Linked DNA regions of Mus musculus: regions 1 and 3 are each linked to region 2. Evidence: chromatin loops called from intact Hi-C (ENCODE). Cell type or tissue: heart. All regions are shown on one strand.

What was found. Peaks named below come from ENCODE experiments on the same cell type or tissue, not always from the same donor. Only the 100,000 strongest peaks of a DNase experiment are listed, where the experiment ranks them.
Region 1: a loop joins it to region 2, with 2.2 times the contacts of the local background. A loop is called at or near these places in 2 of 42 quality-filtered maps.
Region 3: it touches region 2 in a loop (2.1-fold over the local background); 3 of 42 quality-filtered maps call a loop at or near these places.

Annotation. Positions count from the first base shown.
Region 1 is chr12:35,111,528-35,114,027 of GRCm38, forward strand. It overlaps Snx13 (sorting nexin 13), which reads left to right. Exons shown (of 26, transcript NM_001014973.2): 17 at 908-977. Among named protein-coding and RNA genes, the nearest start is that of Snx13, 66 kb to the left of the region's middle. In heart, no CTCF peak of the experiment used is centred here; no DNase peak of the experiment used is centred here.
Region 2 is chr12:35,046,367-35,048,866 of GRCm38, forward strand. Snx13 (sorting nexin 13) reads left to right here and starts at 823. Exons shown (of 26, transcript NM_001014973.2): 1 at 823-1,045. The coding sequence starts at 1,031. In heart, a CTCF peak has its summit at 1,392; DNase peaks (open chromatin) are centred at 775 and 1,425; H3K4me3 peaks cover 2,500 bases; H3K27ac peaks cover 1,958 bases.
Region 3 is chr12:35,101,004-35,103,503 of GRCm38, forward strand. Snx13 (sorting nexin 13) reads left to right here. Exons shown (of 26, transcript NM_001014973.2): 11 at 18-106; 12 at 2,038-2,137. Among named protein-coding and RNA genes, the nearest start is that of Snx13, 55 kb to the left of the region's middle. In heart, no CTCF peak of the experiment used is centred here; no DNase peak of the experiment used is centred here.

The sequences.
Region 1 (2,500 bases), 65 kb after region 2:
CATTACAAAAAATATTTGTGTTCAGAATTTTATAGCAATAATATCTCATTATTTAGGTTAAGAATTAAGAATGATAGGTTTTTAGCCTATAAACTCCACTGGTGATATTTGATGTTATGCTCAATAATGAACACATTATTTCTCCTATATATCTGCTCTTGCCATTGGATAACTTATCTCCTAAAATACTGTTAGGAAGAAATGTATACACACACACATATATATGTACACATATGCATACACCTACATATATATGTATATGTGTGTGTGTGTGTATAAAACATAATATTCCAATATTATAAATATTCCAGCTTTGTAAATATTTGAATATTCCTATTTATGGTGTTTATACAAATATCTAAACTATAAAATATGGTTTTTGCTCCATCTCTGAAGTAGGAGCTTTTACAAGAGAGATCCAGAAATCTCTAGATCAAATATCATATTAGAAGTCAGTGACTTGAAGTATATGAAACTGTTATTAAAGCCATTTTATCTTGAGAACTTTGGTTTTATTAGTTGTCAGTAAATACTTGTTTTAGTTATTTTGTGGGATGTATTTGTTGTATAAAATAACTACGTGTGGAAAGGATGACTGCATTTCGCTCATTTGCATTACACTCACTAATGACTTTCAGTATTGTCTTAGGGGTCTGAGATAAGCTAATGAGAAATGTGCATCTAAGGTAGATAATATCTATGTGCTAAGCTTCCCAAGTGCCAGGAGCACAGGAATGTAGCCTCCTTATCTAGCTCCCTCAGTGTAAATGAAGAGCATCATGGTAAAAGGTGGGGTGGAAGAACATGTACTATAGAAGGTATGTGAGGTGATATGAATGGTGGACATGTGGTTTACAATTCTTAATACTTTTCCTGTGATATTTTGTTCCCCAATTTTTTCTTTCAGTCTTTAGATGACCTTTCAAGTGTGACTTCTGATGATTCTGTACAACTTCATGCCTACATTTCAGACACTGGTAAGAGACTTTGTAGAAACCACTACTTTTAAATATAGGTTGTTGTAATATCCCTGTTATTTTTACATTCATTATTGCATTCAGTTTGTTTTATGATTATATTTTCAATTTTTTTTCCTTGAGGCACATTCTTCATTGAGTACTGTAGTGTTTGGGTGCTGGTATATTTGGATATTTTTCTTTTCTAAGGTTGCCCCTGTTAACATTTGAAAATACTTCTAAAAGCCAGTCCTTTCCTCTTTGTGCTTGAATGTTGCTGATAATCTCTTTCCTAATTCCCATCTCTCTCTCTCTCTCTCTCTCTTTTTATGAAGATCTCTGATCTGTGTTTGCTTTCTTGCACTCAAGAGTTGGCATACATACAAAGGCAGATGGAACTGTACACATTCCTCAAAGTCTCACCTATACTTTAATGGATTGAGTAACCTAGGACTCTGCACTAGGCAAAGATAGATAGGTAGGCAGGCAGGCAGGCAGGCAGACAGACAGACAGACAGACAGATAGATAGATCATTAAAAATAAATACATAAAATAAAATCCTGATCATGATCATCAATTTAATAATGTTAACAAGTATTAGAAATTACAGTTTTCTTCCTTGTCCTCTCACTGTTCCCAGATTGTGAAGTATTTTTGCTATTCGTACTTGCTGAATTATACAGCTACATGCATCAATTGAATTTCACTTAGTTTACATTTTAGATAGTGAAAAGAGATTTTGATATGAGATAATCTGCATTTTTAAAATTGGCTTTGTTTTCTTGTGATTCTCAGTGGTACTAGAGATGCATTTTATACTTTAATGTCTGCTAGACTTCTGAACTAAGTTATCTGTCGGTTATTTCTTCACCTATTTTTTAAAAAATTTTTATTAGATATTTTCTACTTTTACATTTCAAATGCTATCCCAAAAGTTCCCTATACCCTACCCCCGCCCTGCTCCCCTACCCACCCACTCCCACTTCTTGGCCCTGGTGTTCCCCTGTACTGGGGCAAAGATGGCTGACTAGGCCATGTTCTGCTACATATGCAGCTAGAGACACGAGCTCTGGGGGTACTGATTAGTTCATATTTTTGTTCCACCTATAGGGTTGCAGATCCCTTCAGCTCCTTGGGTACTTTCTCTAGCCATTGGGGGCCCTGTGTTTCATCCTATAGATGACTGTGAGCATCCACTTCTGTATTGGCCAGGCACTGGCATAGCCTCACTCGAGACAGCTATACCAGGGTCCTTTCAGCAAAATCTTGCTGACATATGCAAGTGTCTGGGTTTGGTGGCTGATTATGGGATGGATCCCTGGGTGGGGTAGTCTCTGGATGGTCCAACTTTGTCTCTGTAACTCCTTCCTTGGGGTATTTTGTTCCCTATTCTAAGGATGAATGAAGTATCCACATGTTGGTCTTCCGTCTTCTTGGTTTTCTTGTGTATTGCAAATTTTATATTGGGTATTCTAAGTTTCTGGGCTAATATCCACTTATCAGTGAGTGCATATCAAGTGACTTCTTTTGTGATTGGGTTACC
Region 2 (2,500 bases):
TTCACTGTAAATTGGTTTGTAACAGCAGAGGCATGAAAAGAAAACTACTTCACGGGCAATTCAGGAAGAAGCGAGTGATTTTTACTGTCATTCCTGTAGAAGTGGACCGAGATAGTTGTCACGGTATCAGCAGTTCTAGCCACAGAACTTCGGAGTTCAGTCTCATTTTATTCGTAACTACTTACAGAGACACATGCTGAAATGCGTTCACTGTGATATATAAACATATATATATATATATATTTTTTTTTTTTGAATTCCCAATAAAGCCATAGAGACTACAGCTACCGGGCAAAAGCTGCTTGATTTTTAAGACTATGAAAGAAACACTAAGCCTTCAGGCTTGAGCAGGTTCTGGCCAATCAGCAAAGCAGTAGCCCTTAACTCTGCCAGGATCGGGGTGAAGGCGATCTGCCCTGATCGCGTCTACAACCTGTCGCGCACCCAGCACAGGACTTACTGAGCGCTGGGAGCAACAGAGGCAAGTTTCGGCCGAAGTTTCGGAATGAGGCGCGGCGCGGGCGGCAGTTTCAGGTCACCGCGCTGCGGAGGGGACCGCAGCCGAGTGTCCCGAGCACTCTACGGGCTCCACAGGGTCGGGGAGACGCGAGATGCCAGTTTCTCCGCCGGCACCCAGCCTCCGCTGCGCCACCAGCCCGCAAACCCGCCACCACGGTGGCCCGGGATCCAGCCCGCAGAGGAGGTCCCGGGTCGCGCGCGGCCCAGCCCCCGCCGCCGACCCTGCGCGCGCCGGCGCCATGGAGACAGTCACAAGACGCTCGCGCCCGGCGCGCCAGCCAATGGGAGCGCACGTCGCGGGGAGACGCGGACGTCGCTCTTCCAAGATGGCGGCGCGTCCGTCGCGAGCAGCCGGGCCGGGGGGAAGCCAGCGAAGCCGAGTAAAGCCGCCGCCCGGGACAGGACTGAAGCAGCAGTTGCCGCCGTTGGCGGCGGCCCGGGCAGTTTCCGCTGCTGCTACGGCTATTGCCATGCGGCGAGGCTAGGGAGGACCTCACTCCCCCGGGGTGTAATGATGTTAACAGAGGTAAGCGGCGCCCACTGTTTACCTGAGAGGCGGGTGAGCGGCCGGCGCCAGCCCGCCCGTCACCGACGCCGCTCCCGGCGCTGGGCCCGACCGGAGCCGAGGCCCGGCCGGCCGGGCTGGCAGCCGCCGGGTTCCCACAAGTGCCACCGAGTGGGCGCGGTGCTGACTCGGCAGAGTTCCACCTCCTCCTGCCGCCGCTCCCCTTCGCCCGAGCTGTCGCTCCTTCCTGGAGTCCGCTCCGCCTGCCCCGAGGCGGTCGTGGTCCCCGCGTCCCGGTGCTGGCCCTTGTCGGTGTCCCCGGCTTGCAGGGCCCTTCCCCTCCCGGCTGGGTCGGGTCAACCTCCTGGCGGTGGCAGCCGGCCTGAGCCCTACATTGGCTGCTCCGCGAAGTGAGCCAGGTTCCTCCAGCCACACTCGCTGGCCTCGCGCCCTCCTCCCCTGCCCCCACATCCCGTCACGTTCCTTCAGTCCCTGATCCCAAAGTTCAGTTTGGCATCCACCTTCCTGACCCGCGGATGGCCCCCTTGCTTCTCTCTGTGGGAACAGTTTTTCTCATTTGACCTGAAATGGAAGTAGGGCAGCAACGACGAACCAATCAGTTTCCCCTTCCTTAGTGCCCACTGTCCAGTGCAAAAACCAGACGTTTGAAGAAGTAGAGTTTGCCTGCACTAGCAGTACTTTAGGGGGAAGAACTTAATCGGTGCAGCTAGTTTAGTGACCAGAGGTGACATAGCTGGGCGAATGGTCTATTGCAGGTGTTGGATGTCTGACGCTTGTAGATTGGATAAAATCCCAGAGGCTGCTCCCTTAAGGTTCTGTGAGGATCCTAATGTCAGGGACCGGTTTGAACATCTTTGGGAGCTGATGTGAGGGTACTAAACCACGTTGATGGTCACTGGGAAGCAGTCCTACACGGGCCAAAAAGGACATTTTGAAATGGAAACATTGGAAACAAGTGGATTTTACTGTGTGAAAAGCGATGGCACAATAGGACACACTGGGTTCTCCAAGTTTTGGGAACTCGTCTAACTAAGTGCCTTGTACCTTAGTATCTGTTTTCATCTGTGCCCAGATTCTGGCAAACACGACGTGCCTGGGAAACCCCTATTGGTTGATTGTTAACTTAGGAACTACACATTTCTAGGAGTTAGACGTTCACTTTACGTTTCCTAATTCTACATATTTCCGAAGTTACTTACATTGTCACAGACTATGGTTATACATTGTCCTTAGTTGTGGATTTAAAAAGCAAGTAGCATCCCAAGTTTATTTTACTCTGATACTTAAGTGAGCAGCTGCTCTTACATCAGTATTAGTAACTTTTCAGTGGTGTCTATAATATATTAGCATGAAATATCTTTTTGATAAAACTTATTAGAGTTTTGATCTTTTCACAGGAAACTAGTGTGCTAATACAAGGGTACTGTCTTGATTCGGATACCCAGAGAGGATTCT
Region 3 (2,500 bases), 55 kb after region 2:
AATCTGTTTTTTTCCAGATATCAACACTATCAAAAATCAAATAAATAGCTTATTATTTGTAAAGAAAGTATGTGATTCAAGAATACAGCGGTTACAGTCAGGCAAAGTAAGTATAACATACTTGTAAAATAATGCCTAGTTGTAAATACTTTGTTGTGATTAAAATGTCTAGTTTGTGGTAAAACATAGGATATTAATTAATGAAGTTATTTACAACAGGACTTAAACAAAAAGGGCACATGCATGTGTGTGCCTGCACTGCTCATGTGTATCTGTGTGCGCGTGTGTATGTGTGCTAGAAGTGTCTTCCATTGTTTTCCACCTTATTTAGAGGTAGGATCTTTCAGTGAACCTGGAGCTCACCTGAGAACTGCAGATGCTGGCCACTGTGCTCTGAAAGTAACCTGTCTCTCCTGTATCATCCTCCAGTACTTGGGGTGTAGAGACAAACCTCTGTGGCTGGCTTTTTTTGTATGAGTTCTGGGGATCTTCAAGCTTGCACAACAAGCACTTTGCCAACTGAGTGTATTTTTAGCCCCAAAACAATAACTTTATATGATATAGTATTATTCTTTCTAAAGCATTCTGGAAGATTGATTTTAACACTGCTTTTGAAAGGTTCCCCTTTGCAGTGTTGCAGGACTCTGCTGATCTCTGTTAAGCTATGGAGAGAAGTCTCATTTTATAGAATGGTGTTTGTTAAAGTTGTCAAGAATAATGTTTGCATTAAGCAATAATTAGTGAAATTTATGTGAAGATAAGATGAATTTGACAGCTGTTTCAGAAACACTTGGTGAATCAGGACAAAAATAAGTACAAAACACCCAAATATTGATGATGGTTGTTAGAAGCAGCAGAGGTTTAATTTCTGAGCCTACTTATGAGCATATAGAGTGATATGGTAGTCAGCACAGCATCTGTACACGCACTGCCAACATCTGATGTGCAAATTGTTCTAGCAGGGAATGGTACAGCATAGTATATTGGTCTACTGCTAGCCCACAATGCTTCAGTAAGTTCATAGGAACATAATCTGAAGCCCAGTTGGAGATGAGATGAGTGTATGTTGATGGTCAAATTGCACTTTCACATGTGTTCTTGCTTGCCTTTCTTTGCTGGGATAACACTGATCAAAAACAACTTAGAGAAGGGAGGATTTTGTCTTACACTTTTAGGTCACAATTTGTAATTAAGAGAAGTCAGGGTAGGAATTAGCTTGGAAACCGTGAAAGAATGCTGCTTACTGACTTGCTCTTTGGCTCACAATGCCAGTTCCTCATACAGTACAGACTCAAGCCGTCTAGTGCTCTTGCTGCCCACGGCGGGCCGGACCCTCCCACATGCATGATCAGTTTAGACCATAACTAACCTTTCTGGTGTTGTTTTCCTTGTCTGTAAAGTCAGGTTGATACTCACCAACAGGATTGCTGTTCAGCTTAAATAAAGTAATATGTGGAATGGATCCAGGGTAGTGCCTGGCACTAAATGCTCATTACACTTTGAGCCTCTTCTCTTCCTGTATTGCTTTGACTATATTTTATCTCTTATAGTCTGAAAGAAATATATAGTTTAATAGTAACAGAGGTTTTACTCTGTAAGAAGCAACATTGCTTTTTGGATATATTTTTATATAACAGGAAGCTGTTAGATAAATGCTAATCAAAATGTAAAGTTCATGAGGTCCATTATGGATTTTTAGGCACATGAAACATTCAAACATAGTCTTTTGCTTTTATTTCCTGTAACATTTGTTTTATTGTGGAATGTGTAGAAATAGAGAGTACATGAAAAAACAATGATATAGATTATCTTATATTGGGGAAAATGAGTGTTATATTTTAAATTATTATTTGGTAACTATTTCTTACAACGAATAGGCACTTAGGGTTACTGAGCAGAGTTTTTATTAGGAACCATAATACAGTCTTTGCTTTTGTCACATTTTGATAGACTATTGCATTTTCTTATATTCATATAAACATCCTACCTTAATGATTGATGACTGAAGTCCTTACTTGTATTCACTTGTGTTTGTAGGAAATAAATACTGTGAAGCTAGCAGCAAACTTTGGGAAACTTTGTACAGTCCCCTTGGACAGCATTCTTGTAGACAATGTTGCACTACAATTTTTTATGGGTAGGTAAAACTTTATTTAAATAATAGGGACACTAAATTTTTTTGGATTTTAAACTTGTGGTAAAAATAAATGTAACAGAAAACTCCAAAACTTAATAAAAAGTGTATAGTTCAGTGATATTACATATATCGTTGAGGTACAAGCATCCTGTGTCTATCTCTCTACTCTGATTCTTCTGTGATAAGGCCGACTTCCCGCTTATGAAAGTGACCTCAGGATTCTTCCACGTTGTAGCATCTGTCAGAATTTTTCTCCTTCCAAAGGCCGTCACATACATAAACACATGTGTGCATGTGCATGTTCCCAGTACCCTTTGCATGTCCACATGTCCTCATAGGAATCTCGGGTTGCTTCTGTGGTTT